5 separate regions of the Mus musculus genome follow, and regions 2, 3, 4 and 5 are each linked to region 1. A link is a loop called in an ENCODE intact Hi-C map of the cell type or tissue named here. Cell type or tissue: gastrocnemius. All regions are shown on one strand. Each heading gives the region's core, and the rest is flanking DNA. Links, peaks and the distances in the headings are about the cores only. Region 1 overlaps Cracdl (capping protein inhibiting regulator of actin like). Region 2 overlaps Mgat4a (mannoside acetylglucosaminyltransferase 4, isoenzyme A). Region 3 overlaps Mgat4a (mannoside acetylglucosaminyltransferase 4, isoenzyme A). Region 4 has its middle 27 kb from the start of Inpp4a. Region 5 overlaps Mgat4a (mannoside acetylglucosaminyltransferase 4, isoenzyme A).

The links. Peaks named below come from ENCODE experiments on the same cell type or tissue, not always from the same donor. Only the 100,000 strongest peaks of a DNase experiment are listed, where the experiment ranks them.
Region 2: it touches region 1 in a loop (6-fold over the local background); 17 of 42 quality-filtered maps call a loop at or near these places.
Region 3: a loop joins it to region 1, with 6 times the contacts of the local background. A loop is called at or near these places in 25 of 42 quality-filtered maps.
Region 4: it touches region 1 in a loop (10-fold over the local background); 41 of 42 quality-filtered maps call a loop at or near these places.
Region 5: a loop joins it to region 1, with 5 times the contacts of the local background. A loop is called at or near these places in 37 of 42 quality-filtered maps.

The regions. Positions count from the first base shown.
Region 1 is chr1:37,631,893-37,637,751 of GRCm38, reverse strand. It overlaps Cracdl (capping protein inhibiting regulator of actin like), which reads left to right. Exons shown (of 10, transcript NM_028096.1): 4 at 5,801-5,859. Among named protein-coding and RNA genes, the nearest start is that of 4930470B04Rik, 19 kb to the left of the region's middle. In gastrocnemius, for the core only: CTCF peaks have their summits at 1,371 (motif pointing right) and 2,902 (motif pointing right); DNase peaks (open chromatin) are centred at 1,406 and 2,917; H3K27ac peaks cover 2,265 bases.
Region 2 is chr1:37,534,672-37,540,530 of GRCm38, reverse strand. It overlaps Mgat4a (mannoside acetylglucosaminyltransferase 4, isoenzyme A), which reads left to right. Exons shown (of 16, transcript NM_173870.3): 2 at 4,127-4,492. The coding sequence starts at 4,399. Among named protein-coding and RNA genes, the nearest start is that of Mgat4a, 3.4 kb to the left of the region's middle. In gastrocnemius, for the core only: no CTCF peak of the experiment used is centred there; a DNase peak (open chromatin) is centred at 5,612; H3K4me3 peaks cover 632 bases; H3K27ac peaks cover 518 bases.
Region 3 is chr1:37,446,054-37,451,912 of GRCm38, reverse strand. Mgat4a (mannoside acetylglucosaminyltransferase 4, isoenzyme A) reads left to right here. Exons shown (of 16, transcript NM_173870.3): 13 at 1,506-1,584; 14 at 2,751-2,817. Among named protein-coding and RNA genes, the nearest start is that of Unc50, 19 kb to the right of the region's middle. In gastrocnemius, for the core only: a CTCF peak has its summit at 3,361 (motif pointing left); a DNase peak (open chromatin) is centred at 3,357.
Region 4 is chr1:37,269,502-37,275,360 of GRCm38, reverse strand. No RefSeq gene overlaps it. Among named protein-coding and RNA genes, the nearest start is that of Inpp4a, 27 kb to the left of the region's middle. In gastrocnemius, for the core only: a CTCF peak has its summit at 2,696 (motif pointing left); a DNase peak (open chromatin) is centred at 2,690.
Region 5 is chr1:37,469,163-37,475,021 of GRCm38, reverse strand. The region is part of intron 5 of Mgat4a (mannoside acetylglucosaminyltransferase 4, isoenzyme A); the gene reads left to right. Among named protein-coding and RNA genes, the nearest start is that of Gm39627, 31 kb to the left of the region's middle. In gastrocnemius, for the core only: a CTCF peak has its summit at 3,073 (motif pointing left); no DNase peak of the experiment used is centred there; H3K27ac peaks cover 104 bases.

The sequences.
Region 1 (5,859 bases), core at 547-5,546:
TCTGAGCTTCCTCCCCACCTGGGTGATGTGAGAGCCTTGGGAGTCTCTTAGTGCATGGTGTGTCTATTAGCTTTTCCAAGCACAGGGATGGAGAAAGGTGGGGGAAAGCTGGTTGTGTACTTGCTACCTGCTGGGTGTGGGAACCGTTTAAAAGGTCACGGTAATTGGGGCTGGAGAGATGGTTCAGTGGTTAAGGGCACTTGCAGAGAACTGTGATTTGCTTCCCAGCACCCACATGATGGCTGAACCATCTGTAACTCTAATTCTGAGCTCTCTGACGCCTCTGAGAGTCTACATGTATGACACATGTATGTACATGCAGGCAAATCACTCAAAAGCATAAAATAAAACTTTATAAACTCTTTTAAAAAAAAATAAGTTCACAGGCTGGAGAGATGGCTCAGCAGTTAAGAGCACTGACTGCTCTTCCAGAGGTCCTGAGTTCAATTCCCAGCAACCACATGGTGGCTCACAACCATCTGTAATGGGGTCCTATGCCCTCTTCTGGTGTGTCTGAAGATAGCGACAGTGTACTCATATACATAAAATAAATAAATCTAAAAAATATACAGAAAGAAGTTCACAGCTATGCCTGGGAAGATGGTTCTGTGTAGGTCTGTAATTCCAGAGCTCCTGAAACAACACGGGAGGCAGAAGCAGGCCTTGCTCCAGAAGCTCATGGACGAGCTGGCCTGGGGTTTGGGGAAGGGGTGCGAGCTGGCCTGGGGTTGGGGGTGGTGAAGCTTGCCTGGGGTTGGGGGGTGAGCTGAATAACAAAGGACCTGTCCCAAACAAGCTGGAAGGAAAGGACTGCCATCGGAGCTTGCCTCTGACGCATACCTGGGTACTGTGGCATGTGTGCACCCAGAGATACAGTTTTTTTTTTTTTTTAAGAGCAAAGTAGCTGCAAAAGATTTGAACCATAACAGAAATCAGCAAAATCAGCCAAAAGCGACCAGGTAGGCTGCCCAGAATCTCACAGAAAGGCAGGACTGGGACACGGACCCTGGTTTAAATTATCCAAGAATGCCCTAAGACCTGGGACACAGTACCAGGAACACACATCTCTGGACTTGAACGATGATTAAGTAAGGGCTCATTCTCTAGAGCAAGGCCTGTGGATAACAAGGCTATGGCTTTTTGTCTGGACCTAACTAATTCAGATCCACTGGGGATGGACACTCAGGCAGCTCTGGGGGAACAATACTTTTATTTTGTAACTTGTAATTCATCACAATACAGCTGTGTGTCTCACAAGGTTGTATTTTGGACTGAAGAGAAGAGGAGGAAGCTTGAAATATCTTTTAAACATCAACTCTCATGTCAGGGTAAAATGCTAGCCAGGAGGATATCGCTCTAGAGGCAGAGAAGTTACACTGGCCACTTGGTGGAGCTGTAAGACTGAAGCTGGAGAACCAGTGGTCCTGCCCCCCACCCCCCCCCCGCCTCCCCCCCCCCCCCAAGCTAGCTTGAAGTAGAAGGGGGTGGTGGGGGTGGTAGATGCCTTGTATGACTGCAAAGTTGTTGGGGAAGGGGCAGTTCTGGCTAGCCCAGGGAAACTCTAATCCTACCCCCATCTCCTTGTGTTTAAAAAACAAGCCAGGAAGTAATCTCTCTAGCCACAAACAGGAACGTAGCTAGAGGACCAGGCTCTGGGGATGCAACCCATACGTGTTCCTTTTCATAGGAACCCAAGGAAAGTGGGACAGGGCCCTTGATATCTGTCTGTGACTAGCACACAGTAAGAACATGATTGACGTTAGTTAATGAAAGAAAGATGGTGGGGGTGCCGGTGGAGAGACAGACAGCTCAGCAGTTAGGATTGCACACCCTTCTACAGAGTGCCTGAGTTCAGTTCTCAGCACCTACACCAGGTGGCTCACAGCTGTCTAACTCCAGCGCCGGACTGTAATTACAGGCACCTGTGCTCTCGTGCACCCCACCACCACCGTGTGTGTGTGTGTGTGTGTGTGTGTGTGTGTGTGTGTGTGTGTGTGAGAGAGAGAGAGAGAGAGAGAGAGAGAGAGAGAGAGAGAGAGAGAGAGAGAGAGATTGAATGATTGATTCAGGATAAAAGAAAAAAGAAAAAATTTAGCCGGGCTTGGTGGCGCATGCCTTTAATCCCAGCACTCGGGAGGCAGAGGCAGGCGAATTTCTGAGTTCAAGGCCAGCCTGGTCTACAAAGTGAGTTCCAGGACAGCCGGGGCTACACAGAGAAAACCTGTCTCAAAAAACAAAACAAAACAAAACAACAAAAAAAAACAAACAAAAAAGAGAAAGAAAAAATTTAAAATTTAAAGGTGATTAGAGACCCGGTACAATGAGGTTCTAGAGGGAACGATGACTTTTTCCAGGTCAACACTGACGAACAGACAGTTTCTTTAGTTTCTGTGAGAATCTGTCATCAGACTCTGCAGCAACTTCTGCAAGGTCACAGGCAGATGGCCTGTGCTGGGGTGTCCTGGTGCTGGCTTCGTCAGTGACAGCCCCCTGGGTCCCTTTGCCTACAGAACACCCTGCTCTCTGCATCTGCCCTCAGTACACTGGAGCTACAGCCTTTGTTCTCCTGATTCTATATTGGCTCATAGTGATCTAGATGATCGGTTCTCAACCTGTGGGGCTCTACCCCTTTGGGCGTCACATAGCAGATATCCTGCATATCAGATATTCACATTGTAATTCATAACAGTAGCAAAATTACAGTTGTGAAGTAGCAACAAAAAATAATTTTACAATTGGGGAATACCACAATGTATTAAAACATCTCAGGGTTAGGAAGGTTGAGAACTGCTGCTCTAAAGGCCTAGACGTTGAGCTTGGAGAGATGTGTGGCCTGCCCCTGTATCAAAAGGCAGATTTATTTATTCTGTACTGTGTTCTGCCTGCATGTACACCTGCAGGCCAGAAGGGGGCACCAGATCCCATTACAGATGGTCGTGAGCACCATGTGTTTGCTAGGGATTGAACTCAGGACCCCTGGAAGAGCAGACCACCTATCTCCCCAGCCCTATTCTATCAATCTTAATCCTGAGTGGTCGCTGTCATTACTCCCCGGTTTGTATCTGATGCCCTTAACATGTAGATGGTCCATTTCCTCAGTGCAAAAACTGTGGGTTTCTAATTCCTCTGTTCATTTTACACATTGCTGGGTTTCTTCTATGAAGAACTTTCCTTTATCAGGAGCAGGAGAGATGGCTCAGCAGTTAAGAGCACTTGTTACTCTTGAAGAAGATCTGGGTTCAGTTCCTAACACCTTCATGGTGGCTCATAGCCATCTGTAACTTCAGTTCCAAGAGATCCGATGTCCTCTGATCTCCTCAGGCACCAGGCATGCATGTGCTATCCATCTATGTAGGCAAACCCTCACATGTGTGTAAATTAAATAAATCTAAAATTTTTTTTAAAATAGCTTTCCTTTGTCAACTTCATGAGAGCCTGAAGTACAAGCTGTTCAGGGAAAACAAACTAATGCTTGGTTGGTGTTCGAGTGGTGTCTGCTCCCAGAGTAGTCCCTGACACTGCCACACCTAACTGTGACCAAAAAAAAAAAAAAAAGTTTTTTTTTCCCTCTAAAAGATCATTGTGAACATTGTATTTTTTAAATTTTTTAAATTTTGCTTTATTTACACAGAATTCTATGTAACCTAGACTGGCCTCAAATTCACTGTATAGTCAAGGACAACCCTGCACTTCAACCATCCCTCCATCTTCAGAGTGTTGGGATTATAAGTGTAAGCCACCACACCCAATCCCATGCGGTACTCCAGAAGGAACATTGGGCTTTGTGCATATTAGCTGGGCACTCTACCAACCCAGCTCCATACACATCGACCCCAAACACTCTGATTTCGAATATATTTGGTGTGCCTTAGTCCATAACAGTCTTTATTCATTGTCTCATCTTGCGATGTGAAGACTTCCTTCTGATTAGCTTCCCTCTCTTTGGTCGTGAGCCCAGCCATTGCTGAAAGGTTCCTTGCTTTCCTGCACAGGGAGACGTCCCAGTTCAGTGCTGTATGCTTCCTGGCTTGGATCTTTTTCACAAGCTGTGTTTCCTTCCTGTCAGAGAGAACTTGCCTTGGAGATCACGGCATGGGTGTGGTGGCCAGGATGGCTACTCAGCTATAGTGTCTTCTAGACCACTACTGGGTAGGACTAGGAAATAGGTTTATTTCTGAGAGAATTCTGAGCAGTTTCATTCCAGGGGAGATGAAACTTCTTGCTTTATTTCCCTGTATCCTGTTTCCTGTTACACGGAAAAGCTTGGCTTGTGATGAAATTGCTTTCTGCTTTCTTCCTGTAACAGTGACTTCTCTTTCCCCATTTCCACAGCGATCCTCCTGCCTCTCACTCCCCAGTACTGTGCCATGATATGCCATTGTGTCTGCTGTAAAATTAGGCTTTCCCCCCCTAGTCTTAGAGATTTCCCTCTTGGATGGACTTTGTGTCTTGTTGGGTAACACACTGTATATTTCCAAAGACAAAATTGTAACTGTTGTTACCTTTCACACTGTCTCCCTATCCAGTTCTTTCCTTCCCACTTAAACCACATTCGTGTATCTGCCACTGTATCAGTTTTTATTTTAAAAACCATTAGCAGGCATAGTACTTGCTCAGCATGTCTGCATGTTCCCACTGCTCTGCCCAACTGATGTGCCACATTCTTCTGTCCCGTGTGTTCTGGTAAGCACACGCCAGTTACACCTGGACTGGAGATGTTTGGGCAGTAGTTAGGGATTCCAGAGGGTGGACCCAGGCTGTTGACTGTAGGAAGAAAATCTAAGTGCATGCATGTCCTTGGCATTTGGAGCGTGTGCTCTGTGGGCTGAGTCCTTCTGAGTGTCTGTGAAGATACACCCTTCCAGGCACTCTGGATTTCCACTTGCAGGCTAGAAAGGAAACACCATTGAGCTGGGATGCTCAATGGAAGAATACTTTCCTGGTGAGTGCGCGCACGCACACACACACACACAATGCACACATACATATAGTATTACAACACAGTTGGATATGCAGTAGGACAGGCCACACCTTCAAGTCCCCAGTGCCTCATAGAAGACAGGATGCCCAAGGAGGACAGGGTGGGGCTGGTGCACACAAGATGTCCAGTGCATGCAGAGGCCGCTTTCCTTCCTTAACTGAATGTCTCAGCCACCTCCTTCCACCTATTATTCAGCAGGCTAGGGAGTTCTGACGGCTAATTCCCATATCCTCTGAGAGCATTTTATGAATGTCCTGGGACTTTCTTTGAGTCAGGTCCTTAGACGTCAGCCGGGCTTCCACTCTTCCGGTCACAGCACAGTTGTGGGATACACAAACCATGCCAGATCATCCATGCAGAGAGCATCTCTACAGGCCTGCAGTTCTTGTGTCTATGGTCTGGACCATCTTGGGGAGATGCTGCTGTGCCTCCAGCCTCCAGCTTATGGGCCCCACGTTAGCTTAGCCCTCAGCCCACAGCCTCACATTCCCAGGGCACCTGAGACAGATTCCCACAGGACCCAGCCAGCACCAGACTTTCCTCTCCACAGGCTAGTGACTCGGACCTCACGCCTCCAAACTTTCGGTTTTTTTCCACTAATCAAAATAATCCACAAGCTTCACATCTCTTAGGAAAATGCCCCTTTTGTAGGTTCTGACTAGTGTTTGACGGTGAAAGGGACAGAGAAGCAACTGCTAACTGTGTGTGACAGAGGGCTTTGGGGGGATCACATTAATTTATCCCTTCTCTCACTCTGAGTCCCTAGGATCAGGGGCAGATGGAGGTGGTGGAAGCTCACAGTGGCTCTTTTTATCCTAGGGAGTCCAGGGGTACTATGGGCAGCCGGGCCCTCTCCCACGACAGTATTTTCTTTCCTG
Region 2 (5,859 bases), core at 614-5,613, 97 kb after region 1:
GGGGGGAGCGAGCCCGGATTCCTCCCAGGCCTGGGTTTCCTCCATCCCATGGAAGCGGCGAGTGGGATCCCCTCCCCGACCTCAGGTGGGGTCTCGGACCCCTCCAGGTGTGACAGGTGATGTCTGGAAGGCTTGGCGTTAAGTGGTGGCAGTGGTACGCTTCCCGCGCCCGCTTTTATTTCTCTAAGCGTTGTGATCTCAGGAGCGGGTTCACGGCTTACATTTAGAATTCGGAAATAGCTGTAGATGGTATGTTATCTTCTTCGAGCCTGCCATCTATTTTGCTGTTGTGCTTTTTGCTGCCGACAAATTATTTAGTAAAAGATAAAAGAATGACATGGTTATTCACTTGAATGTAAAAATCTAAATTTAGAATCATGTAACACGCGCTCTGTGGTTCAGGCTCCTTTCTCTTCCAAATGCTTAAAGAATAGTTTTACTAACAGGTTATGGTGACATAGGTTCCATTAACCCCTGAGTGTAAATCATAACACATACTAGACAATGAAATTATGTAAGCTGTATAAAAGAAATATTTATGTTCTCTAAGTGGAAAGGGCATGAGTTTTTCATAATTGCGGTTTATAAAGTTGTGCAGGCTTACGTCATGGTGTTCATTGATCCGGGGTGTCATGAATCGTGCCTCTTGTTCTTTCAGGCACCTCTGTTTTGTCTGTGGGATGCTGATGAAGGACTCTACCAAATGTTAACCAAAGTGTTCTTAGCCGTGGAACATATGGGATATTTCAGAGAACACTTTAAAAACTTAATTAAAAAAAAAAAACAAACCCAGATGCAAGATTGTTAAATCTATTAACAAAACATATTCCTCATTCTGCGGTTTAGAGTTGAAGCCTCTTTTGGAGGATGGAGGAATGGCTAGTTACGTAGTCATTTTTTTGTTCAAAGACTTGGTTGTTATCAATTAATATAGCCAGGACAGTCTTAAGGTAAGGGCGGTAGATAAGTATTCACATATGTGGCCTCGGACACAAATGTAGGTCACCTGTGTCTAACGAGCCAGCCTCAAGCTGCCTGGGGTGGTTTAAGGGTACGAGGTGTGTTCTGTTTCCTCCTCTCTGGAGATTTCATTCACGTGTGCTTCACGATGAAGCTTAGTTTGGAAAACCCTGGTGTAAAATGAATAGCTGCATTCCGGTGGAGTGTAACACTCCTCCTCCTTTTGAGATGTCAGAACTTATTAGTAGAATTCCCTAACCGTATCTTCCCTAAAATGGGGTTTGCTAACTTCTTAGGCCCAGTATTTAATACTCCATATGCTTCTGGGGTATTATGGATGGCTAATCTATAGCATTTATACTTTTATATAGGCTTCATTTGTATGTAATAAAACAACTTCTCTCTCTCTCTCTCTCTCTCTCTCTCTCTCTCTCTCTCTCTCTCTCTTTGTTGTTGTTTCTTGAAACAGGATTTCTCTGTGTAGCCTTGGCTGTCCTGGAACTTGCTCTGTAGACCAGACTGGCCTCGAACTCATAGATATCTGTCTGTCTTTGCCTCCCAAGTGCTTGCATTAATGGCATGGGCCACCACCACTTAGCTTAATAAAAACTTTTTTTTTTAAAGATTTATATATTTATTATGTATATAGCACTCTGCTTGCATGTATCCCTACAGGCCAGAAGAGGGCATCAGATCTCATTACAGATGGTTGTGAGCCGCCATGTGGTTGCTGGGAATTGAACTCAGGCCTTCTGGAAGAGCAGACAGTGCTCTTAACTGCTGAGCAATCTCTCCAGCCCCATTAATAAAACCTTTTAAATTATCATTTTAGAATGATTCTGCATATCTCTACTTCCTGATTTATGTCAGCTAGATATTTATTCTAATAATCAGCTCTACCTGCCCTTCCCCAACAAAATCCTCCCTGAAGCAAAATATGACTATATATAGACAGAAAGTGAAAAGTGTGTTTGTATAATGTCATACCAGGCTTAAAATTCCAAGTCACAGTTTACTGAGGTAGTGCCCCTGTTCTTAGAGTCAGAAGTCATCATTGAGTGTTTTATTGAGCTAATAGATTAGGTACTTGGTGGAATTTAAAATCATTGGATTTTGTTTTCCCAGTGAGGACCTTTGGTTGTAGGTGGTCAGCATGGGCATAGTTGGGATAAAGTTAGCCATGGGAGGTGAATAAATTAGGTCTTAGCAACTTGGAGAACCTCTTTGGAATACCAGGTGCTCAGGTAGTCACAGGCCGTGCAGTGGAATGTAGTGCTTCTAGAATTTTACATGGAAATGAGAGCTCCTGGCCAGAGAAACTAACAGGCAGGCTTTGTTGGGGACTCAGGAGGGAGGGATTAGCCAAAGGCTGCAGGAAGTGGGAAATTTGTTCAGAGTTGCACATTTGGACTGTGAAATTTTCTGTTCATTCTGTAGTTTTTATACCATAACAGGCTTGTGCCTACTGCAGAACAGAAAACATTTTTTAAAATGTAATACATTTGGAAAATTTATGTTTTCTGTCGAGCCAAGTTAACACTCAGAAAGGCTCTCTAGTCTCATCTGAGCTGCGACTGTCTCCTGCAGCAACTCCGTCCTGCTGTGGTGTAAGCGGTCAATCTGAGGGACAAAAGGCAGCAGATAAGAATTCTGCCAGGCCATGGTGACACACACCTTTAATCTGAGCACTTTGGGAGGCAGAGGCAGAGGCAGTGGCAGAGGCAGACAGATCTCTGTGAGTTCGAGGGTAGACGGTAGACAGTTCTAGGCCAGCCAGAGCAACACAGGGAAACCATGTCTCAAAAAGCAGACAAACAGAAACAGAACTTAAACCTAGAAGTTACTGAAACTGAGGTTTCTCATTGGGTTTACCTCCTTGTGTATAAAATAGGGGTTGTAACGCTTGCCCTGTAAGGACTTAGTGAAGGTTTAAGTCTTGTTACTGCCCAGAATAAAGGAAAAAAGCCAGTGAAGTATAGTAACCATCCTCACCATCACACTGTCATTTGTCCCTGTGTGGTCTTCCTTGGCTAGTGGAGATTCCCAGTGATTCACAGTGCTAGAAATAGCTGAGGTTGTAGTTTGTGAATTGCCTGCAAATGGCTGCTTTAATCAGGCGTGCCCTTCCACTGAGAGATGTGTCTCTTGGGCCTGATAATTGTTTTTGGAGGTACAGTAACTCACCCCACTAGAGGCTCATTTACTGTAGCATCACAGGAAGTGGTGCTACCCCTTGGTGCCACTAGAAATCAACGCTTGCCTGACAAGCCCCTAGGGGGTGAGACCAGTTATGTCTAGCGTGGACCACGCAGGGGCTGGCTCATCTGTTGGCTTATTTTTCTCTTTGATACAGTTGGTATTTATTGAAGGCCTATCTTGTGCTGGGCATTCTACTTAGCAACCTCATGCCTTTCCAGTTCTAAAGAATTTTAGTTAGCTGAACAGCGAGCGCGGTCCTCCTCATTTCTTGAGCATCATAACCCAATGGGGTAGGCTGTGGCCGAGAGAGAGTGGGCTAGATCACTGCCTCTTCTGAACGTGTAAATATTTCCAGCTGTCTCTCTAAAACTCAAGATGAGGATATTGATAATTGTAAGGATTTTGTGGTATGTGGGATACCAGAGTCCGTCGCTTTCTTATTTCATAGATGAAATTTGGAGGCATGGAAGAAAAGAGGCACGTCAGGGCATTTCAGTAATGCCATAAGTCAGCACTGGGCAGCAGACTCTTCAAACTATTGCAGTTGTACATTCCCTTATTTTTATTTATTTTCTTAACCATTGCTTGCTCTTATGCAGCGGAATAATAACTCGGGGAGAGGGGGATGAAACTTAAGGCTCAGTTGTTAGGGATCCCTTTGGGAATCTGTGAGCCCCACAACTTCTCCCTTTAAATGAGCAACCATAAATTTTTATGTTTTCCATAGACAGAACCAGCCAGGAAGGAAGGAATACAGTTTGAAGCTTTTTTTTTTTTTTTTTTTTTTTTTTGAGGAAAAAGACCCTTATAATTCTGCTATAAGAAATGAATCATTTTAATATGGGGGTGGTCTTCATAAGTACAGTTTAGGCTTGACAAGAGTCTGCCTTTGACACTGAATAATAAATGGAGAAACCTCTGGTTTGTATTATTTAGTGAGTTTTCCTTTCGTTTCTTTCCCTGACAGGAAGAAGAAAAAGAAGCATCCCTTAGCCCCCAGCCTCTGAAAACTGCGAAGACAATCTGGAATAGCAATACCCACTGTTGCTTTGCTGCCTGACGCCTTCTGCCCAGCATCTGAAGTGAACCTCAATCATCAATTCATCAATTGCTTTTTTTTTTTTTTTTTTTTTTTTGGCCCGGGACCAAGGCGTTCTGGATTCTGTTGATTTGAGGCTGGAGAGAGACCGGTCTTGCTTGTCATCGCCAACTTGCTAACCAGTGTGATGGTGAAATGAGATGAGGCTCCGAAATGGAACTGTGGCCACTGCGCTGGTATTTGTCACGTCCTTCCTTACCCTATCCTGGTATACCACGTGGCAAAATGGGAAAGGTAAGGAGGAGGTCTCTGAACCACTGTGGGTGACAGAGTACACCATGCCACAGAGGTGAGCCGAGTGGAAATAGGTTGAGCCTGCATGCCTGCAGCTCACGCCTCTGTCTTTGTTCTGGTGGCTTTTTTTGATACAAAAATGAAACAGTTTTCTTGGACAGACTGATACAGACTTCTGACTCCTGCCCGTTTGTTTTCAGTATCTTATGATCACACTTTGGAAAGCCACATTGTGTAACAAAGGCTTTTTTTTACAAGTCATCACAATCAATACATCTTTGGTGTGCTAAACCAAAGTTTTGTATACCAGCAGTGTTGTAGAAAATACTTCGAAGAGGGTGATCAGGGCCTTCAGGAAACATACATACTAGTTAAAGTCCTGACTTGGTGGTGTGTGGCTAACGCCTCGGGCTGCATGCCTTGACAGATTGCTCCTTTGGCAATCAGGAGAAATTCTGATCGTAATATTAGAAGTTTCATAAATTATAATTGTGTGGAGACTCTAGAACTGTTGTCTGTTGATTAGAATTACTCGAAGGGGCGATGGTCTTTTGCTCTTTGTTTTGTTTTGTTTTCTCTTTTCTGGCATTGATTTAAGAAGTGCTGACGGTAGGGAGGGTGGCAGTGTTGGGGATGCTGCGTAGTCATTGTTAGAGTTTATCACCTGGGGTATTTGACGCTTGTCTTGTTGACATTGCCTTCCTGGCCCATAAAGATGATTGATTTCTGCTGTGCATTTATGTCTCTATGCCTGTGTTAGTAATACATACCTCTCTGGGCATATATACTTTATACATTTGAACCGTAGCTATGTGCATATCTGCTTGTATACCGTAAGCAGAGGGACATGAGAAACACAGGTAATCTGTGAATAAGCCTTACATTCTTTCCCCTACTTTCTGTCTTTCTGAGTTGGGTTCTAGCTCAGGCACTGGAGAAATACAGGTGAAAATTTTGCTCCAGGCAAGTTATTTGGGTATGCTTTTAAAGTCTCAGCTGAAAATTCTTTTAGAAATACATTGTATCATTCATTTAGCTATTTTGCCTGTGTGCCACCTTGACATAATTTGGATGACAAGAAGTTAGCTTCCAGGAGTTGGCTCACTCCTTCCACCAGCTGGGTCCTGGGGATTGAACTCAGGGCAATGGCTTGTGGGCAGTCGCCCTAACTCACTGAGCCTTCCTTCTGGCTTGGTTTCAGTTCTTGATTACACCTAATGAGAGGATGTAATTAGAATCGCTAGAGTCAAAGAGATGATTGTTCTTGACATAAATAAAGCTAATGACTCACCGTTAAGAAAACTGACCATAACACGAGTGCTTGTTTTTTTTTTTTTCCTATCAGGGAACTTACCTCCTGGGAGAGT
Region 3 (5,859 bases), core at 383-5,382, 190 kb after region 1:
TGGTCTAACTGCTGAGCCATCCTACTGGCCTTCTATTTGGTAGATTCTATTATTTCTGGACCTGAACTTAATCAGTAACTTTTGTTACTCTCATTTCGGTGTCTTCCTGAAACCTCACAATTTCCACGTCTCTTTCTTAGGCTCTCTCCGCACACAGGGAGAGCAGGTTATTAGACCAGCAGCTGGTTAAACTGGATGACGGTCCTCGTCAGCGTTTCTGCTGGTGCAGGCCATCTTTAGCATCCCATGGGCGTTTGCAGCCCTTTTAGGTTTTGTGGGACTCATATCCATTTTATAAAATTTGAGACTGTTTTCTTTTTTAAATAATTTGATATCCATGGTCCCTTCAGCTCTCCTCTGTTTACTAAAACCTTACTGTGCAGACTTACTGTGCTGGAGTGCACGCCTAGGCGCGTACGTAGGCATGCCTGCTGACTGTAGGCTGTACTTGGCATCTGGCTACCTCGCGGACACAGACCCCATCTGTGGAGTTGTAATTTTGGTGTGACTTGCTCTTTTTATTTTGTGTCTGCACATGGAGGCCAGAGACGGGCCTCAGGCTTCTTCTTGCTCAAGCCCCCCTCCTTTTTTTTTCCTTAAAGGCAGGATATCTTGCTTTTTCCTAAAACTCACTGGTGTGACTAGGCTGGGTTTTTTACACGGGTTCCGGGGAATTGAACTCAGGTCCCTATGCTTGGATAACAAAGATTTTCACCAACTGAGCCATCTTAGAAATCCCAATTTTGAATTTTGCCAGATGCACTTGCTTGGTCAGTTGATGTGATTCTGTGGTTTTTTTTAGCTGATTAGTATGATGGCTAATACTGAGTTTTGACTATCAGACTGGTCACGCAGCTCTAGACCCCACTCTGCATTAATGGTGTATAATTATTTGTTTGTTTGTTGAGGCAGGGTCTTACTATATAACTGTATAGTTATGGCTAGCCTGGAACTCACAGTGTAGACCAGGCTGGCCTCCAACTCACAGAAGTCTGTCTCCTCCGAAGGGTTAGGATTAAAGGCATGTGCCACTACGCCTAGCTACTGCGAGGCATGCTTTGTGTGTTCTAGCTGGGGACTGAACCCACGGCTTTGCACATGCTGGCCGTGTGCTTTACCACTGCTCCAAACTCATAACCCTGAAGGTAGGCTTTGAACATGGCATAGCCCATGACTGTCCTCCTGGAAATTCTGACTCAAGGCACTGCTCCGTGATGAAGAGGAAGCTGGTACAAACAGTCAGCCTGTGGTCAGTTCTGTGTCTGCTGAGTGTTAAGCAGCAAGCATGATGGCTTCTGATGGGGATGATGCGAAGCCCGGGGCTGCATCCTTCAGTCTCAGTTTCTGCAGCGCTTTCGAGTCAGCTGGGTGGTGGCAGGTTCGGGTATGATCAGCCTGTGCCTTCAGAAACCTTCCAAGAGCTCACTCTGGGGTGAGGCTGTGCTCTTGGGTCTTTTACACTCAGGTCTGACTTGTGCTGTTCATTCTTTGGTGTGTATTTCCAGTTATTTGTTCCACAGCGGCAATCAAGAGCACCCAGGAGACATCCTGCTGAACACGACCGTGGATGTTCTCCCTCTTAAGGTACGGCAGCGACTGCTGCGCTTGGGGGGGGGGGGGGTCTAGTTACATTTCTGTTGCTGGGATAAAATGCCCTGACACAAAGCAATTTAAGAGAAAGAGGCTGGGCTGGAGAGATGGCTCAGCAGTTAAGAGCACCAACTGTTCTTCCAGAGGTCCTGAGTTCAATTCCCAGCAACCACGTGGTGGCTCACAGCCATCTGTAATGAGATCTGATGCTCTCTTCTGGTGTGTCTGAAAACAGCGACAGTGTACTCACATTAAATAAATAAATAAATAAATAAATAAATAAATAAATAAATTGAGAGAGAGAGAGAGAGAGAGAGAGAGAGAGAGAAGAGGAGAGGAGAGGAGAGGAGAAGAGAGGCTATTTTATCACACAATTCCAGGCTCTAGTCATCAGTGTGGGGAAGCCAAGGCAGGAACTTTGAATATCAAGTTACATCTACCCGCACTCAAGAGCAGAGAGAAACGAACACATGCATGCTTGTGCTCAGCTTACTTTCTTCACCCTCACACATGGCTTGGGAACCATTTAAGGGCATAGGGAATGGCTCTGCCTCCGGTGGGCTGGGTTTTCCTCATTAAGAAAACTTCCTACAGATATGCTCACAGGCCAACCCAAAATAGCCCCTCACTGAGGCTTTCTTCCCAGGTGATCTCTAGTTGTACCAATTAAAGCCAGTTGTCACAATGGATACTTAGAGGTTGTTCTTATTAGATGAACAAAAACTCTCGTGTGGTATAGGACTTTAATGGTGGGTGGCAGTATTAAGTTTATAATGTTGAATACCTGATGTTGTTTTATTTGTAGTCTTCATTCTGCTTTCTACTGGAAAATAATATGGCTGTTTGTATTAGGAAAAAGTTTCATATTTTAGCACAGTGTCTACAGTGTCTTTTGAATCCCATGATGCCAAATGCACATTGAGTGCCTGATGAACGGGGCACAGTTAATTCACTGCTCTGTAAGGAACACTTAGATCTTCTGAACATCTTTTATATTCTTTCAGCATGGCTGAAATAACTTCTACCAACAGATTTTCAGAGTTCTTCACTGAGATGTCATTTTTCTTCATGGCTATGCCACAAACGCAACTCTCACAAAGTTAGATTTGATTTAAACAGGGTTAACCACTCATACAATTGTTGCCTTTGTTTGATTTTAGAGCGACAGTTTGGAAATCAGCAAAGAAACCAAAGACAAACGATTAGAAGATGGCTATTTCAGAATAGGTAATGTCTACTTAATAACACAGCCCTTATTGCCTGGACTGAGCCCCAAAGTTGTTACAAATCTTTGTCAAACATTAAGTTGACAATTACAGCAGCATGCCCAGCTGTCCTGTTCCCTTGGCCAGACTGGGTTTCTGATCGTGACAGGGTTTTGCATACAGGGGGAGGGCTGGGAGGGGTTCCTGTCTGGTTGGCTTCCTCTGTCACCTGTGCCATGGCTATATCTCAGTGATGTGGAGTTTTCCATTGCCGCCTCTTTCTGTCCACCTCTTTCTGGATGGTCTTCACGGACTTCTGACCCTCGGGGGGGGGGGGGTGTATGCTGTCTTTGTTGGGGTGCTGGCTGCCTGACATTGGCACCTGAAGAACCTTGGAGGATCTTAGGGGTGGTAAATGGAATCGGGGTTCAGCTAAATGTGTAATGGGGAAAACTAGAGAAAGAATAACCTGTCGGGGGCTAGACTTGAATTTAACTGAGTTTCTAAGCCAAAAAGCATGGCTGAAAGTAAGCAGCAAACCTGCAGGCAATTATTGCGCCCCCTGCTGGGTGTATTTGGGGGTAGACCAAGTGCCATGGTCATAGAAAAGAAACAGTAGATTTACTTCGGTGAATTAAAGTTATGAGAAGACAGAAGAAAGAACCTTCAGTAGAGAAACAGAGATCTTGGGAAAGGACTGTTGGCCAGTGTGTGGAAGGAGAGCCACGGGACCTCTGAAGTCCATTCCCGTGCCCATAGTCTGGGATTTTAATTGTGACCAAATGCAGTAGGTTCACCTCTTGGTGAGTACAACCCTGAGACAGAAGAGAATGGAGATAGATCTAAGATCTGCAGCAAGCAAGGTGGCAGTCGTGAGATTTTGTTTGTTTTGTTTTGAATAAAGGAAGTGTGTTGGGGATTCTATTTAGTCAGCGTTTATCCTGGTACGGATTAGGCCTTCCTGAGCGTGTGCGATTTCGGATACTCCGCGCATGCTCAGTTTAGGGTTATGGAGCCTCTGCTCAAAAGGTTAACGTGATGGGCACGAATGCTCATCTTTGGCATGCTCAGCTTGCCTCTTAAGTTTTAGCTGAATGTCCCTGAAGGTGCTACCCTGTATGTAGCTAGCAGCCACGCTAGCATTTGTCTCTCTTTTCTCCTCCGATCATTACCTATTGGGCTGAACTCTGTGGGAGAAAAAGGGAGGAAGGAAAGAAAAATTAAAAACAAAGGAATTTTTTTGAAGAAAGACCCATAATCGATGCTGCACTTTGGTAGTAGGTGTTATGGGCACAAAAAAATTACTATGGATAGATAATTGGCTGAGAAAGAGTCACAGCCAAAACCTACTGTGAAACTTGGGACTCTTTTAAGCTAATATCACATCTAACCTCATTCTTTAGGAAAGTAAAGAACAAATAGTATAATAGAACACAGTTCACATGTACAGAGAGGGAGAGAGGACACCTCATCCAAGCCAGACATATAGTGGCAGCAGAGACTTGAAGATGCTTCAGTGCAGATAAAGAATTGATGTGTTTCAGAATCCATTTTAACTACAGGACAGGCTCTTTGCTCTAACTGGCAGGGAGTCATTACAATGTAATAAGGCAGAAAGTGAAAATCAAAAAATAAATATGTAAATAATTTCCAACTGAGAGTATTCGCCACAGCAATCATGTGTCTGTGGCTATAGACATGGCTCAGCGGGTGAGGGCACTTGCCACGCAGACCTGCAGACTTGTGCTCAATCCTCTGAACCCATATGGTGGAAGGGGAGAACCAACTGCTGAAATCTGTGCTATCTACACACAGGCTGTGGTATGCACACCCATACATGTACACACAGGCTGTGGTATGCACACCCACACATGTACACACAGGCTGTGGTATGCATACCCCACACATGTACACACCAGTTGTGGTATGCACACTCCATACCAACAACACAATGTGATTTTAAAAAAGTGTGTGTGTGTGGATTGGTACTGGCGTTTGGTGGTACCTGGGTTGGGTGAGGGGATGTCTCAAGGATACAGTGGGGAAACAGCAATCACTAGCATGTCAGCAGTGACAGATATTTGCAGGAAAACTAACTTTGGACCTCTCATTTAAGTGGAATGTTGTTCAAGAATAAGGAGTTGTTTTCCAGAGCACATGTGTGAACATATATTGACTTTCATCTATAAAAATTAGGCAGAAATTACTTTCATTAGCATTCTTGCTTGTCCTTATGGCCTACAAAGAATGTCCTTAACTGAAAAGTTGACTAACCGCTGGGTTGGAGAACTTTGCCCCAGAAAGATTTCCTCCCTCCCTCCCTCCCTCCCTCCCTCCCTCCCTCCGTCCCTCCCTCCCTCCCTCCCTCCCTTTTGTTCTTTTCTTTCTTTCCTTTTTTTGTTTTTGTTTTTGTTTTTGTTTTAGACAGGGTTTCTCAGTGTAGCCCTGGCTGTCCTGGAACTCACTCTGTAGACCAGGCTGACCTCAAACTCAGAAATCCGCCTGCCTCTGCCTCCCAAGTGCTGGGATTAAAGGTGTGAGCCACCACTGCCCAGTTTGTTCTTTTCTTTTTTAATTTACTTTTTTGGTACTTTTTCTTACATCATTTCTGTTTATCTTTACAGCAAGAAAAGATGAATATAGGACATTGATGTCTGTAGAAGGTCACATTTCTTCCTGTAGCAGACCTTTTCTGCTTGCCTTCTTTATTTAAATTACTATGTATTCCTTGTAGAGAAATAATGACTCTCTTGATTTTAATCACACACACATGCACCAGAGTGAATATGTGTGACGATCAGAGGAGAATTTGCAAAAGTGAGTTCCAGCAATTGAACTTACCGGGCTCAGTGACAAGTGCCTGCATCCTGAGTCACCTCCCTGGCCCAAATAGCGGGTTTCGTTTTGATACATTTAGATGTGTCTCTCATCTACCTTGATTATACCAACCCTCCATTACTGCATCTCTGCCTTCCTACTGGCTCCATTGCTCTTCCCAAATAGAGCCCTTTCAATATTTTTGTTTTATTTTAAATCTAGATCCTGTATATGAAAGAAGAATGTA
Region 4 (5,859 bases), core at 543-5,542, 360 kb after region 1:
AGTCTGACATCAGTTTCAGCAATGTTGGGAGTTTGTGGCCAAATAGCAGGGGACTCTCTGTGCAGTTCAGCTGCATGGGAAGTAGGCTGGGTTGTCAAGGTGACCACAGGTACTAATGAGCTTTGTGCTTGTTTTAAGTGTCTGGGAGGGGCTCCCAGGTGTTCAGCGTCCTCAGTGTGATGTTCTGTCTACACAACAATCTCAAAGGCATTGGCAGTGAACCCTTAGCATCAGCCACTTCACGTCCTGTTTCTTCCGGGCATGATCATGTTTTTAATGTTGGGGAACACTGGGTCGGAGCAACCTTAGGCATAGGCCCATTGGCCACCGGAGTCAATGACGGGAGTCCAATGAGCTTGGACTTCTCAGTGCCAAAAACTATAAGAAAAAGAGCGAAGATAAAGGTTAAGAAGAGCAATAACACATTTGTAGTGGTTTGTATATGCTCGGCCAGGGAGTGGAACTATTAGAGGGTGTGGCCCTGTTGGAGTAGGTGAGGCCTTGTTGGAGTGGGTGTGGCCTTGTTAGAGTGGTGTGGTCTTGTTGGATTGGAATTGGCACTGTGGGTGTGGGCTTTAAGACCCTCAGCTACCTGGAAGTCAGTATTCTGCTAGCAACCTTCAGATGAAGATGTAGAACTCTCAACTCCTCCTGCACCTTGCCTACCTAGGCACTGCCATGCTCCCCACCTTCATGATAATGGCCTGAACCTCTAAACCTGTAAGCCAGCCTCAATTAATTGTCCTTTATAAGTCTTGCCTTGGCCGTGGTGTCTGTTCACAGCAGTAAAACCCTAGCAAGACAACACTAAAAAGGTGATACTTGCCCAGCTGCCTGGGGCAGGCTATCAACATGGTGAGCTGATGGAATGTTCTCTTTGGCTGCAGAAGAGTGGATGGACACTCAGTGCTGTCCAGAGGACAGGAGGCTCTTTACTCCTGGGCTCCTCTTCAATGGATCTGGCCAACCTTAGATAGGACAATACAAGGAGAAAATACTGTCTATTCACACTTAGTTGGATCTGTAGGAGGGACAAGCAAAGATGTTGTTTCCTGTAGTTCCATTCAGCAAAGCATCCTGGACTCAGGCTCTGGAGCTGTTGTGGGTTAGTGGTGTTGCAGCCAACAGCTGACCTCAGGGCCATTGCAACTGTTTGTCCCTGGTACAGGCCAAGGGATCTCAGGTCAGCCAGTTCCCAAGGCTCCTGTAGTTGTGCTGGCTGCCTGGGATCCTACCAGTAGAAAAGAGAGGTGGTTAGAAGGGGGGAGGGGTGCCCATGGTAGATCACACCTGTATTTAGCATTCAGGAGGCTGAGGCAGGAGGTTGGAGGTCAGCCTGGCCTGTACAGATATTATGTCTTACAGTTCTTGGGACTGAGAAGTCCAAGCTCCAGGTCATTGACTCTGGTAGCCAATGGGCCTATGACTAAGGTTGCCCTGACCCAGTGTTCCCCAATATTGAAAACATGATCAGGAGGAAACAGGACCTGAAGTGGCTGTTGCTAGGTGTTCACTGCCAGCACCTTTGAGATTGTCATGTAGTCAGAACATCACACTGAGGACACTGAGCACCTGGGAGCCCCTCCCAGACACTTAAAACAAGCACAAAGCCCATTAGTTAGTACCTGTAGTCACCTTGACAACTGAGCCTACTTCCCCATGCAGCTCCAGAACTCCCTGGGGGCTGGTGAACTGAACTGCACAGAGACAATCTCCTGCTATTTGGCCTCGAACTCACTATGTTGCTGAAATTGATGTCATACTCTTGAAAACACAGATGAAAGCCATCAAGCTTACCCAGGACTTGTTCTGGTTGGCCACTGCATATCATCCAGGATGTCATCGAGAACAGCATAGACAGCGTTCCCTCCAGTAGCGCTGACTGCTCAGTCTCTGGCTCGGAGCCGGAGGAAAAGTTAGCCTCTTTAGTGACCATATTTGTTCAGGGATATCACGCATGGTTGCTCTAGTTTGGCACCTCCACCAAAGCACACCCGTGAAAGGATTGTTCTGTTTTGATTACGCTAATCTCCCAGCAGATGGCAGGAGAAGATCTCGTTCTAATAAGTGATTCTAAGCGATTTGACAATTTTCACCAGGAGCTGAGAGTCTTACCTGGACAGAGTGGTTGTGTATTAGCCCCTTCCCCACAGCAATACAGTCAGGGGTTCTTCTTCAAAATATTAATCTATTTTTATGTTATGTATATTGCTGTTTTGCCTGCGCGAACGTGTGTGTCTGATACCCATAGAGACCAGACCAGGGCGCTAGATCCCCTGCAACTGGAGTTACAGATCACTGGGAACCACCAAGTGGGTGCTAGGAATTGACTCCAGTTCCTCTGACGGTTTTCAGGCACGTGTGTCTTGCCATTCCTTTGTCTATGGACATGATAGCTCATTTTGCTTGTTTATTTGTTTGTTTGCAACATTGAAAATCTTAAGGAATTTTACACTCGTTGAGACATTAAAGTTATTCAGTAGCAACTGGAACAAGAGCTCAGAAATGGAGTATATCATTTTGAGGCATTGCTGCAGCAGTATGGGGGAGCTGAGCCGTGGCATCTAATTCAGAACCGAACCCCCACAACCTCCCACCTCCCACCCCTGTCTTGGGGAGAGAGAGGTGGCTCAGAAGTTAAGAGCATTTGTAACTTAGAATCACTTTGTAGCGCGAGATCCTCTACTGCCATCTGCTGGTAGGTTGGCATAATCAAGGCAACGGAACAATCCTTTCACTCTGAACCAACACGGTCTGCAAAGAAAGGCTAACTTTTCCTGTGGCTCTGAGCTAAAGACTGAACAGTCTGCACCACTGGTGGGGACTCTGTCTATGCTGCTCCTAATGACATCCTGGACTATACGCAGTGACCAATCAGAAGATCTCCTGGGTAAGCTTGATGCATCTACTGTTCCCCTTAGATGGAGCACTTCTGTAGGGGATGAGTCCTTGGTATGGTTAACAGGACTGACTTCATTGTATAAAGCAGAGTCACAAACATCACAATAGTGTGCTGAAGATTCGTCCCGAGGGATCGTATGCTTGATTTTACTCCTCATGGATGACGATTCTGAGTGTACTTGTCACGGGAAGCCACTGCTCAGTTGAAGGCTACAGTTTCCATTTTCCTCTTCCCATCCAACCCCCGTGCCTCCATCCTGAAACTAGATGTTCACTAGCAGGAAGATGGACATCTCTTAGCCGATATGACGAAGCAGCAGTACCTCCCCAGCCCTTGGGCTCTTTTGGCAGCTGCAGAGCTCAGACATCAAGAAGAAGACAAAAAGGAAAACCAACACTCTCAACTAACCCTGACCCCAGATAGCTCCCAGAGACCAAGCCACCAATCAGAAGCATACACAGGCTGGTCCGAGGCCCCTGGCACTTAAATAGCAGAGGTCTGCCTGGTCTGGCCTCAGTGGGAGAAGATGGGCTTAGTCTTCTTGAGGCCTCAGGGAAGGGTGAGGTTTGGTAGTGGGGAGCACCCTCTTGGAGGCAAAGGGGAGGAGGAATGGCACGAGGAACTATGGGAGGAGGGAGGAGGGATTGGGAGGGGGTGATGACGGGAATGTAAATAAATAATTTTAAAAATAAAAGTAAAAGAGGACAAAAAAAAATAGTAGTGCAGGTCATACTGCACCAGGTCTGTGCCAACCAGGAGCATCCTCCCTGCGGGGAGGCAGAGTAAGAAACCTACTGCATCTGCCACCCAGTGTTGGGATCCATTTATCCCAGCAGCCAGCACCTTCTGCATAGATGTAATTTACTCTTCACTAATGCAGTCTGTCTGCTGGCAGCCAGCTAGTGATGCCAAGGACAGAGACTTTAGCAACCTCTGTGAAGGAAAAGTGTTTTAGGCAAGATTGTCTAGAGTAACTGAACTGATAGAATATAACACACACACACACACACACACTGGCTAGTCTAACCGTGGCTATCTGCGTGCTGCAACTGAACTAATAGAATATATAATATACTAATACACACGCACAGGCTGGCTAGTCTAACAGTGGTTGCATGCCACAGAGGCCAAGAGCCTCTCAGAGTTCTCCTAATCTGGGACTAAAGTCCTGGAAGCTCCCTGGAGAGCTGCTGGTACTCAGTCCATATTGGAAAGGTAGAAGCTGGAGTCTGATGCTCAGAGGATGGTGGTGGCAGCAGAGGCAGCACAGTCAACAGGATAGATGCACATACCAGCTAGAATGGAAGGCAGTCAGGCAAACTAGACCCCACTCCTGACTTTCTATAGATGGGCCACCCCTTAGAAAGCACTGTCCTCCCTAGGGAAGAGTCTTCTCAGTTAACTCTTCCTGGAAAAGGCAGACCTTCCCTGAGGTGTGTCTCCTCTTTGTTGATCCCAGATCCCATAAAGCTGACAAGATAAACCATCACAAGTGTAGAATTAGAGATGGTTACTTTTCTCCTGTAAATTGATGCAAGGCTCTTCTTCCTAAAGTTCTGAGCAAAGGGGTATTGTGGCTGCATGGTATTCTGTGGGGATGTGATTTGGAAGGCTATCTTCAGCTCACTGTTTCAAACACGGAGTGAGATCTTTGGTGGGTACAGGAAATGGTAGAAAGCCTTGGGCAGGCACCTGATCAGGTGCAGTTTGGGGGCCTGAACCATCTCCAGTGTCCCTTTGTGCTATAAAAACATCATATATAAGGGGGTGAAGCCATGGGAGGGAGTATCATGGCATATACTGGAATCTAAAGGGGGCTCAACACACCTTCAGGCCAATGTCATTACTTTAAGGGCTGTGTATGAGTTAGTCTTCTGTGATAAAACACTGTGACCAAGGCAACTTATAGAAGGAAGGATTTAGCGGGGGTGAGGCTTCCACTAAGAGTCCACTCTTTCATTAATAGTCCACTGTGGCAGAGAATTGTGGCAGCCAGGAACAGGAAACTGAGAGCTGTCTTGAACCCCAAGCACAGAAAAGAGAGAGCAAACTGGACATGGAATGGGGCTTTTGGTGCCAGTGCTGGCCCTTAGTGACATACTTCCTCCGACAAGGACATAACACCCAAACAGAGCTGTTGGCCGGGGGCAACTGTTCAAATGCCCAAGACTATGAGAACATTTCTCACTCCAACCAACATAGGGTCCAAGTGCCTCATTCCATCTGGTTGCCTGGTTCCTTGGAACTCAGAACATGGGTTCTCCTTGTTTGTTGCTGGGTTAGGAAATTCTCTAGCTTGTCCTTTCTGCTTTAGCATCATTGTGGGTGAGCCAGGGCACAACGCTGAACTCTCTGTTGAGAACCTAATCTAAGAATTCAAAGGTCCCAAGGGAAGTTCCTGTCTAACCTCATCACTACCAGCTCATTGTGAGTGTCACCTCACAAGTGACATTAATGATTCATGCCAGGCCTGGGATTTGGGGGGTACTAACCTATGATACACTAAATTACACACTTAAAAGCATGAACCAAAGAGACAAGAGAAAAATCGAGTGTTACCAATTGAAAATGCTACAAGATATATAATGTTAATATTTATCATTGGTTGATGCTACTGATTTGGGCTATCCTAATGGTTTATTTGTGAGTGAGTGTGTGTGTGTGTGTGTGTGTGTGTGTGTGTGTGTGTGTGTGTGTGTGTGTGTGTGTAGGGATTATAACATGAGTTCTGGTGATGGTGGTATCCATACTATAAAAGGTAAGCCCAGGGGAGTTTCTCGCTCAGAGCCAATGGCTGCCCACTGATCCTGCCTCCTCAGGATCAAACCTTTGAATTCTTAGATTAGGTTCTCAACATTAAAACCTGTACTACCATAGCCCCTGTAATATAGTATCTTCTCATGTTAAGACAGTCTGAACATGGCTGTCTGCTGTCTAGTAAGCTTCAGTTGGAGAGT
Region 5 (5,859 bases), core at 631-5,630, 160 kb after region 1:
GTTCCTGAAGAGGTGAGTTTATGAAGTGATTTGAACTGAAAGAGTGCTGGGGCCTGTGTGGGAATGTCTGCTGTCATCTGCAGATGAGAGGAGACAGAAAAGCTAGGACAGATCATTCAAATGAAGAAGAAGTAGTCGCCTTTTTTTTTTTTTTTTAATTTTTTTAGCCTTTTAACTTCCTCTTTCTGACTCACTATATTACAGCACACGACCGTTTTAGAAACTAGTAAAGCTCACAGAAATACTGTGGTATGTGTTTGCCTTTGCTTGAAGTTTAAAAAGTGAAGTATTTATGTGGGCAGTAGTACTCTTTGTCTCAGAGCAGAAAACAAGGTTTTTTGTTTTGTTTTGTTTTTTGTTTTTGTTTTTTTTGTTTTGTTTTCATAAGCTTTCAACCCCATTTTTGAACATGCTGTCTGTCCTCTTGGTCCTGCTGATTGTCAGGTACAAATTACCTTCCTGGAATTCTCACTGTCTCTTTAGTATGTAAAATCAAGTGTGTTTCTGGTGGTGGTGAACCTTCTGACATAAAGCAGCTAGAGAGAAGGGAAATGTCCAGTTGACCATTCTGAGACACTAGGCCGTAGACTCTGCAGGGTAAGGCTGTTGTCCAAGAGACAGAAATAAATGCCGTGAGCCCTGGCTTCTACCTGGTAACAACATTCTGCGTCAGTACAGAAGGAAGAATACCAACCGAGCTGCTGGAAAAATCTCAGACTCTGAGGGTTCTGAAAGGAGGAAGTTATGCAGAAACAACCCGAGGCAGCCTTTGCTGTGTCAGGACACTAGTCTCAGAGGAGTCAGCCTAAGACAGGAGGACAAAGGACATGAAGCCCAAACACTTCCAGAGTTCAGGTCAGATTAGACTTGAGCGGCATGCCTTAGTGGCCTCTTCAGACCCTTTCGTGTGGTATGTGGTCCGATATTAAATTCATGAGTTATTTAAAGCTGTACATGAAAATGCTTTCTCATTCTGTAAAGGCCTTTCTTTGAGACAGGGTGTCACTGTGTAGCCCTGGCTGGTCTGAGCTGTGGAGTCCAGTCTGATCTCGCACTCGGAGATCCATTTGTCTCTGCCTCGATGATGGCCTTTGACTGGTAATCAGTCTTTGCAGCCCACTTTGTTTACTAAGTTTAGGACTAAAGTACAGGTAGTCTCTGGTCCCTGCTGGTCTCCGTTTGCCTGGAGCACCTTTTGAATCTCCTCACTTTCTGTATATGTAATCAAAGATAATATGAGGCAGCATACTGGTGTGTGTGTGTGTGTGTGTGTGTGTGTGTGTGTGTGTGTGTGTGTGAGAGAGAGAGAGAGAGAGAGAGAGAGAGAGAGAGAGAGAGAGAGAGAGAATGAGAGAGAATATTAACCCACTCAGTCACTCTTTTTCATGGGAGAGCCGAATCCGTTTCCATCCACAGCACTCACTGATCGGTAAGGATTCCTTCTGCCATCATTCTCGTGGTTTTCTGGCTCAGCTGGCACTGTGTTCTATATTACTGCCTGCCTTTGTGGTTTTGTGCAGTTGAGCACTCTGAGCACTCTGAGCACTTTCTGATTGTGTTTCCTGCCTCTTCTGAAGAGTTTTGCTTTGCAGTCTCTGTGAGGCTCCCATAGAACAACCTGACAGCCCGACGTTGGCGGTGCACACACAGCTCTACGCCTTTGCCCCGCCACACACGCCTCTGATTGGAGTCTTTCCACCATTACCTGGTGTTTCCTGGATGCTTTGTGGTCACTATGGTCAATAAACTTTGTACTGAGGGCTGATTGCTTTAAAAATGCCAGCACAGTCCTAGAGAATGCTTCATGTGCCATTTACCACCAAGTTTGTTCTTTGATATCTTCCGTGCCTTAAAAAATGTGTATGGGGGCTGGAGAGATGCCCCAGCAATTAAGAGCACTGACTGCTCTTCCAAAGGTCCTGAGTTCAATTCCCAGCAGCCACATGGTGGCTCACAATCATCTGTAATGGGATCCAATGTTCTCTTCTATTGTGTCTGAAGACAGCTACAGTGTACTTGTCATATACATAAAATAAATAAATAAAATCTTTAAATAAAATGTGTATGGGCATTTGCCTGCTGCTATATCTGTCTGCTACTTGCATGCCTACTGTCCGAGGAGGCCAAAAGATGGTGTCAGATGCCCTAGGACTAGTGACAGGTGGTTATGAGGCACCGTGTGATTGCTGGGAATCAAAGCCAGGGCTTCTGGAAGGGATGGCAGCACTCTGAACCACTGAGCCATCTCTCCAGCCCGTAATGATAGGAGGACTTTCATTTCAGCTCAAAGAACTTTCTCTAGCTAGTGCTCTAAAGTGATGGACTTGGGTCCCACCCCCGTTTGTTTATATATTTAGACAATTGTACTGTGCACAGGGTATGGGTGGGCATGCTTGAGCCATTGCACACACGGCGACCAGAGGACAGCTTCTGGGGATGGGTTCCCCATGAGTCCGTTCCCCTTTTCCCTGGGAATTGAACTCAAACGTGGCAGCACATTGCCTTACCAATGAGCTACCTTGCCAGTCCTGTTTCTCCATTTCTGAAAGGCAGCCTTGCAGGACGATCTTGTCATCTTTCCCCTTCAGTTCCTTGAATATATTACGTCATTTCCCTGTCTTGTAGGGTTCCTGTTAGAAATCTCCTAATAGCCATATTGATATTCTTTATATGTGTTAGATTTCTTACCTCTTTCTGCTTTCAGGATTTTTTCCCTTTGTTTCTGAGTTTTGATAGTTGGGGTTGGATTTCACTGGTGGCTGCTTCTGCCCAGTACATGGATGTTGGCATAAGCACTGAGATGCTTAGTTTCCTGAGACAGGGTCTTACTGAGTTACTTAGGCAGGCCTTGAACTTAGGCAGCCTCCAGAGTAACTAAAATCATAGACCTGAATCACCATGCATGGGCAGATTTGTTTCTGCTTATTCTTGTGAATTAACAGCCATGTTTGATAGATCTTTCTGTAGAATTCACTATTGGAACTGTCACAACTTTTGCCAGGGGGGTGGCAGTGGAAAAGCCCGCCCCTGATTCCTCTGTCCCTGGAGTTTTTGTGGCTTGGAAATAGCTCTCTCTTCTGGCCATTCTAGGTGTTGCTTAGCAGGGATGAACACTATTTGGACTGGCATGAGAGATCTGGTAACAGTGTGGACAAAGTTGCTAGAGTCTCTGCTTGAGTGCCTTGCAAGTTGGTCCTGTGGCAACTTCTGGCCCAAGCACTCATAATCGAACTAATTGTAATCTGCAGTTGGAGAAGGGTGTAAGCCGAGATCCCAGTTTAGGCAGAGCTGCTGTTCAGAATGAGTGGGCAGAGAGCCCGTGCTCCTCAAAAATGTGTGCTTGAAGATGGCTTCCAGGGTGTGGCTGTGGTGTGGTTTGGTATACACTGTCTAAGCTCATACAGCTGTGGCCCAGAACTACTGTGTAGAGTGTGGGGCTGGGACTCTTGTCCCTGGGCAAGGTCTTTGTAAGGCTTTTTGTCTGCCAGGAGCTGCTGCTTTGGCTGCTGGGGGCAAGCATATCTGCTCTGAGATAGGGAGGTGAGCGTCTCTCTGTTGGGGTAGGACCACTGGAATGGGCATGAAGATCAGCTGTTTAGGGACTCAGGCTAAGCTGAATTTCCTCAGTGCTTTGTGAGCAGGCTGCCATGCCAGCTGTTAGATCAGGTGCTGCAGACGGCAGTTACACAGAGGTACTGCCACCATGACAGCATTTGCCACTGTGACTCCACTTCCTTTCTCTAAGTCCACCTGTCTTGGCTGCTATAGTTATTACAGCCAGTGTCCCCAAGATGAGACTAGAATGGGCCTCCTGGAACATTTCTCAAGATGCTAGGGCATCTAGATTCTTCTAGAGAATGGAACCTTGGGACCTCCTCTCCACATGGCCTTGGGCTAAAGGAGGGGCCACATTTCAGTAATTCTCCAAATGTTGGGATCTCTGAGATTGCCAGTTGAAATTTTCCTGGTGGAGAAAGGAGCTTGCTGCTTCTGGCTCCTGCTGATGTTCTGCCCTCTTAGGACCCACCCTTGCGTGTGTGTGTGTGTGTGTGTGTGTGTGTGTGTGTGTGTATGTTTGTGTGTGTGTATATATATATGTATATGTGTGTATATGCGTGTATGTGTGTGTATGTATGTATATGTATGTGTGTATGTATGTGTGTATGTGTGTTTATGTGTGTATATGTGTATGTATATGTGTGTATATGTGTATGTGTGTATATGTGTGTATGTGTGTATATGTGTGTATGTGTGTATATGTGTGTGTATATGTGTATGTATGTATGTGTGTATATGTGTGTGTGTGCAGCTTTTGTGTGCCCACCCCGAGGAGAGCGAAACGCCCTTGACCTTGCTCGTTGCTGGATGCTCAGCATGAGATGCTGTTTCCCTGATGTTTTTTACCTTGCTTTTCTGTGCGATCCACGTTATATTCAGCCGGGTGCTGCCATGCCGAGTGTTAGAACTGTTCCGCAGCCCGACAAGGAAAACCCACTCCTCTGTTTCCCTCAGCCCGAGCCAGCTGTCATAAATTTACAAGATATTTCTTATAAATGCAGTTTGTACACTATATATGGTCCTTTGCACTGTGGTTTCTCTTATATAATGTGTCTTCAGGATTCATACATATTTCAACACATAGAAGAAATATCTTGTTTTCAGTTGTTTGATTACTTAATATCTTTCCTTGTTTTTTGTTTTGTTTTGTTTTGTTTTTTTGCTATGTGATCTTATCTGGCTTGAACCTTTGTAGACTAAAATGGCCTCCAGCTTACAGAGATCCACCTGCCTCTGCCTCCCAAGTCCTAGGTTTAAAGGATGTGTATAAGCCAGAGGTCAAAGTCGGGTGTCTCCTCTGTCACACTCCACCTTAGCTTTAGATGATGATGGTGGTGATGATGATGAAGAAGAAGATGATGATGATGGTGATGATGATGATTTACTCTGTTATGCCTGCATGTATGTCTGCATGTCAGAAGAAGGCACCAGACCTACCTCATTATAGATGGTTGTGAGCCACTATGTTGTTGCTGGGAATTGAACTCAGGACCTCTGGAAGAGCAGCCAGTGCTCTCAAGCTCTGAGCCAGCTCTCCAGCCCTCCACCGTAGCTTTTAAAGACAGGTAGGCTCTGCCTTGGATCCTGGAGCTCACTAGCCTGGTTATTTAGTGAGGCCGGGGTTTGTCCTGCCTTCTCAACCCCAGCTTAGGGATTTGGGGCAAGTGCTGCTGTACCTGTTCTTCCGCCCATTCTGGGGATCTAATCCTTGCTCCTTGTGCTTACTGACTGAGCCCTCTCCAGCCCTTCTTTGCCTTTTATGCCTATTTAATTCTCTTCTGTCCAAGCATCCCATTCCTGGGACGTGCATATCCCAGTTTTCAATTCACAGTTGAGTGGTTACTCTTCTTTCATATGGTTTCCATTTGCTGTTTAAAATGTCTTAGGCAAACTTAGTGAGCAGCTCTGAGTGCCCATCCCTATGACGCCAGCCACAGAGGGAGGGGCCGGAGTCCCACTGAAGAGGCCTGGCTAATGGAGTCCAGTGCTTTCAGACTGCTCACGGGTTCAGCTTTCTTCAGAGGAGTCCCACCCCACCCCACAATCTCCAGTAGATACCAGAACGGTTCAGCTCTCCATCCCAAAGGACACCAGCCACAGTTATTTAAACACATTTTCTGTAGATATGTTAATAGGTAAGGGTGGTGGGAAGCGTTCTGTGTGGTTGCATTTTGTATTGCCCATAAACCAGCTTAAAGCTCACATAACGTAACAGACCTGTGTTCACAGGAAATCGGTGGCTTTCGGCTTCAGATCAACCTGCCAGGAGCAGAGGGTTGCCTTTCTGTATTCCTTTGCTTG